Linked DNA regions of Homo sapiens: region 1 is linked to region 2. Evidence: chromatin loops called from intact Hi-C (ENCODE). Cell type or tissue: MCF 10A. All regions are shown on one strand. Links, peaks and the distances in the headings refer to the core of each region. The heading gives the core; the rest is flanking DNA. Region 1 has its middle 150 kb from the start of ACTL8. Region 2 has its middle 76 kb from the start of ACTL8.

What was found. Peaks named below come from ENCODE experiments on the same cell type or tissue, not always from the same donor. Only the 100,000 strongest peaks of a DNase experiment are listed, where the experiment ranks them.
Region 1: a loop joins it to region 2, with 2.1 times the contacts of the local background. A loop is called at or near these places in 3 of 110 quality-filtered maps.

What each region holds. Positions count from the first base shown.
Region 1 is chr1:17,908,657-17,911,461 of GRCh38, forward strand. No RefSeq gene overlaps it. Among named protein-coding and RNA genes, the nearest start is that of ACTL8, 150 kb to the left of the region's middle. In MCF 10A, for the core only: a CTCF peak has its summit at 1,232 (motif pointing left); no DNase peak of the experiment used is centred there.
Region 2 is chr1:17,830,264-17,833,068 of GRCh38, forward strand. No RefSeq gene overlaps it. Among named protein-coding and RNA genes, the nearest start is that of ACTL8, 76 kb to the left of the region's middle. In MCF 10A, for the core only: no CTCF peak of the experiment used is centred there; a DNase peak (open chromatin) is centred at 1,528.

The DNA of each region.
Region 1 (2,805 bases), core at 242-2,741, 78 kb after region 2:
CTTGGTAAATAGAAGCAATGATTATAGATAGGAGGCCAGACACATTTATTCTTAGCCTGGGGGTTCCCGACAATATGTCAAGGAAGACTTGTAATTCTCTTCTCTTCTGTCTTGAGCCCCCAGGCTTTATTTTAGGATGGCCTAGTGCATAAACAGATTTGAAGCCAAAATCATCTGCTTCCAAAACCTGGCCCTGCCACTTACCTCGAGGGACTTATTCATTCAGGTCTCTAAGCCCCACTATGAGGATTAAAAGAGATTGGGCATGAAAGTGCCTAGTACAATACCTGGCATAAAGTGGGTGAATTTATTTCAAATGCTATTTTTCCTGTGGGGATGCCCTTCCCAAAGCACTTTTTATGTTTAGAGGCAATGTAGGGCCAGGAAAATAGGAGGCTCTGATCAGCCAGACCCAGGTCACATGACCAGCCCTGACCCTGGAGAGGGGACTGGGCCACACTCAGCCATGTGACTGGAGAGTGGGGAGGCAGGGTGTGTATTTCTCCACTGTTGTAGCAGTCAGCAAACTACTGTTCATGGGGCAGACCTGGCCCACAGCTTGCTTTAGTGCCACCCACAGCTAAGGATAGTTTTTACATTTGTAGAGGGCTTAATTAAAAAACACAACAAAGACTGCTACAAAGACTTATGTGGTCTACAAATCCTAAAATATTTACTATCTGGCTCTTCACAGGAAAAGTTTCTGACCCCTGATCTATCTCGTTGTAAACAGAATAAACCAACTATTCTCAGATCCAACATTTAATGAGTCTAATGAGAGGTCGTTCTTCATAGAGCAACATAAGGTTATTTCTGAATAAGCAAAGGTTTTGGGAGGTGTATCAGTCAGGACCCAACCAGGAAGACAGAAGCTGCCCTAAGTAAGTATTTAAAACAGCAGGGATAGATAAGGGCTTACTAAGTAAATCGGCATCTACAGGTGATGGAAGAGCTGGAAAATAAAACATTGGAAAGGAAGCTGCTATGAACCCTAGGCTGCTGGGAAAAGGGAGCAGATGGTGGTACAGGAGCCCAGGCAGCCAATGGGGAGCTGGAACCACAGCCACCCTGTCCCTGTCCAGTGGTGCTAGAGTCATGGAGGAGGGGCGGCCACTGGAGAACTGCTTAGCGGAAAGTAAGGGAGAGAATTACTCTAGCTTCTCTTCCTCCTGCCCTTTCAATTTTCCAACAGTGCCTCCTACTGGCTAAATCCCACCAGAAGCCAGTCCCCGTGGGAGTCGGCAACTCAGACTGCAGGGTTGGGCTCTCCCCTGCTTAATAGACCAAACATGGGCTAGGGGGGAATGAAGGAGGGGCAACCAGGCCCAGGATCAGCCAGAAGGGATATGTGGATTCTGCTAAAATTCAGGCCCCCTGATGACCATTGACAAGGCTGAATGCCTGGGACCGTAAAAAGTATATCTATATGGAGGGAGGGGAGGGAAGGGTGAGAATTCGTACAGCATCCAAGTTCACTGCAGTGCCCACCTTGGTCGCTCACAGGAGATAGATGTCCCCATTTATTGCCTCCTGTTTGTAATTTGCAGTCAGCTTTTATGAGTCCTAAGTGGTCTTCCTCTTCTCACTTGCTACCATTCCTTTCTCAGTTCGGGATTTCCTCCTCTTCCTGCTCACAAAGGTGTAAACAGTTTCTCAAGTTCAGACATTCTTTGACCCCCTTCTCAGTGTTGCCTTACTCAGATATCATGTCATCACTTCTGTTGTGTCTGCGTACCACGTGTTCCATTGTTTTCTCCACTTTATTTTTGAACACATTAATAAATTTAGTAATGGAGAAAACTTCTGATCACTGCTGTACATAGAAAATCAGAATCATATGCCATCAATATAAATAAATACCGTGAAACCCAATCAGTGTTAATTAAATTCTGGCTAGATCCTGCAGCTTAGGCAAAGACCATGAATATGAGGCTCTTTGTTAAAAAGGGAAAATGTTAAAAAATAAACATCGTTGAAGAGTAGCACCAAGGGAGATGACTCATTGGTGTAATCAGAGGGACTGAAATAGAATTCAAGAGGGATTAGCTCTGACCCTGTGTGATTTGGGGTTATCAATGCCACCAATGCCATTTCTCCTAACACCTGAAATCTGTGAAATGAGAATATCTTGGGCACCTGAAATCACTAAGGAAAGCTCAAGCTGGGAACTGCTCAGGGCAAACCTGCTTCCCATTCTATTCAAAGCACTCCTTTTCTCACTGAGACTGGTGCATATCTGATTTGCCTCCTTTGGAGAGGCTAATCAGAAACTCAAAAGAGTCAGGCTGGCAGGGCAGCATGGTGGCTCACGCCAGTAACCCTAGCACTTTGGGAAGCTAAGGCAGGCGGATCATGAGTTCAAGAGTTCGAGACCAGCCTGGGCAAAATGGTGAAACCCTGTCTCTACTAAAAATACAAAAATTAGCCAGGCATGGTGGCAGGTGCCTGTAATCCTAGCTACTTGAGAGGCTGAGGCAGGAGAATCACTTGAACCCAGGAGGCGGAGGTTGCAGTGAGCTGAGATCACACCATTGCATTCTAGCCTGGGCAACAGAGCAAAAACTCTGTCTCAAAAAAAAAAAAAAAAAAAAGAAGAAGTTCAAAGGAATGTTACCATTTGCGTATCACCTCTCTGTTACCTGGAAGCTCCCTCACCACTTCCAGTCTTCCTGCCTTTGCTTCAAGTTGTCCCGTCCTTCCATACTGAACCAATGTACTTCCTACATATATTGATTGATATTTCATGTCTCCCTAAATGTATAAACCAAGCTGTGCCCTGACCACCTTGAGCACATGTCGTCAGGA
Region 2 (2,805 bases), core at 181-2,680:
GCTAACCTCCCTATGCCTTACTTTGCCTCTCTGTAAAGTGGGCCCAATAAAGATGCCTACCTCAGGGTGGCTTAGATGATTGCCATATAGTTTTAGTGAGTTAACATACATAAAACACTAAGCGAACACCAGGCACATGAAGGTTAGCTATTATTTCGTACACACCAGCCTCTATTGGCCAAATCCCTAGGCACACACCTGGCTCATTTTATATGTACTTGTTCACAGGCAGATAGATGCTAGTGATACAACATGGTTAAAACATAAAGTGCTGGCTTAGTTTCCCCGGGGAAAGGCATTGCAGGGTAATTTCTTTTCTTGTCTGAATGTTGTGGTCTGAATGTTTGTATCCCTACAAAATTCATGTTGAAACCTCATCCCCATAGTGGTGGTGGTAAAAAGGTGGGGCCTTTTCGGAAGTAAGTGATTGTCATGAGGGTTCTGTCCTCATGAATGGGACTAATTCCCCATAGAAGAGGGCCTTGTGTGCCTGGCCCTCCAGTCTTCCACAATGTGAAAGCACAGCATTCCTCCCTTCTGGAGGATGCAGCGATAAGGCACGGTCTTGGAATCAGAGAGTGGACCCTCACCAGACACCAGATCTGTGGGTGCCTTGATCTTGACCTCCAGACCTGTGAGCCAAACATTTCTAATCTTTGTAAATTATGCAGTCTGTGGTATTTTACTATGGCAGCAGGAACAGACTAAGACATGGAGTGATGGGGTAGAATCACATTCTGGACACGGAGGTATCACAGGTGTCGGAGGGTACATGGCACCAGGGAGAGGTAAACAGCCAGAGGTGTCTTCTTGTAGGAAATGATGCCTGAGGTGGCTCTTGCCAGAGGAACAGGACTTTGCAGATGCTGTTCCTTTTGTTTGGAATGCTTTTCCCCACTGCCACCCCCATGGTTGCCTTTGACACCTTGGTATGGGGGGTTAAATAGATGGAACATTTGAAGTGGCTGGGGAATGAGAGGGAGTAGGGAAGGATGAAGGTGGTTGTTGACAGGCTCAGCTCTTGAAGGACATCAGGGGTCACATCAAGGACAGACTTGTAAGCAGAATTATGACATCACTGGAGAACGCAGGGCTCTCTGGGTATAGCTCGGAGAATATAGGGGCTCAGAGAGGGATCAGACAAAGAGTGATAACATACACCATAAAATAGATATTTCACTAGACTCTAGGCTAACAATTCTATATCACCTGGGACCTTGTTCCCCTCTGATGTCTTGGGTTGGGAATTTGGCTTCAGTGATACTTGGGGTCTTGGTGAGTTTGAGGGGCTAACAGATCTTCCCTATCCTCCAGCAGTGGTTGCAATTAGTTATCAATTTTGGAGCTATTTTAGTGCCTGGGTTATGGCAGGAAAGGCAGCCCAGAGTGAAAGACTTCGGAAGAGTAATCTCAAGGTGGAAAAATGAGATGAATTCACATTGAGGGCAAGACCAGCTCTTCGTCAGTTGCGTACATCTGTGCTTGTTCCATTAGCTCTTCCGTTCAGCACTACAAGTCTTGGACAGCTCCCCTGGGCTTCTCACCTCCTCTCCCCTCTCATTCATGATTTCTGGTTCCAAGAAGCCAGTCCCTACTGAGAAAGCAGGAACCCTGGCGGAGAGGACAAACTCTGTTGTCAAAGTCAGGCAGATGCAGGCCGGAATCTCTGTTCCTCACTTATAAGCTGTGTTGCTTTGGGCAAAGCACTGCCCGTCTCTGGTTCCATGGCCTCATCTGTAAAGTGGTGATAATAATACCTAACTCATAAGGCTGATATGGGAATTAAAGCCATTTATCCATTTAGTGAAATTCAGTAAGCACTTTCTCTGTGTCCTAGGCCCTTTGCTAGGCTCTGTTAAATTGAAGCATGTTTGTAAAGTGGCTTAGCAGAGCTTGGCACATAGTAGGTGCTCAATAAAGGTAATTTTTCTCCCTGAATCACTGCAAGAAAAATCCAGGACTAAGGATGCCAGGAGACTCCACGATGATGCACGGGCCCCAGCACACATTCATGCTACTAGGAAAGGTTCCTTTTCATCCTGTCCTTTTGATTAACTTTTCCACTAACGTGTTAGGATCTTGATATACAACCATCTTAGGAATCTTCAGAGTTTTAAGAGGCCCTAAAATCAGAGTATGAGAGGTGGGTCTACTCTTCTTCTGTAATTAATACAGAGTTAATGACACTCGCCCAAATTCAGGCCATTCTCCTGATTACCTAGATCTGTGGTTGTCCCCTCTACAATTACCTCCCTCCAGGGAGAGGACATTGCTTTCACCTAGGAAGGACAACACTGATGAACTGAAGACACAGATTCATCTTGGCAAGCCTTGCTGAACACCAGGTGGGGCTGCTGGGGACATGGAGAACAGACCTGACTCCCACTCCTTAGGGTTTGATGGGAGTGGACATACCCCCAGGGAGGTGGGGGGCAGGCCAGAGCCATCTCCTCTGTAACCCTGTGCTTGTGGGGTCATGATCTTAGCCCAGCTCTTCCAGCCAGCAAATCAGTCTCCTGGAGCGACTGAGAGCCTTGCCATGTTGCTCCCACTGGAGACATTCGGCAGGGGGAAGGGGTTGGTCGTAATCCGGGTTTAATTTCTCCAGGGCCTCCATTATGAATTCCATAACTCTACCAGTCAAAACATGACTAATTCCTGGGACTGCAACCCCCACCTGGGAGTAGAAAGCTCTGTGCTGTTTTTGCTACCTTTTGTCACCACTAATAAAGGCTTGGCAGTCGGAATTTAGCTGCTGTGGGTGGTTTTCTTACCCATGTGGGCTTTCCCTTCCCCCTACGGGGT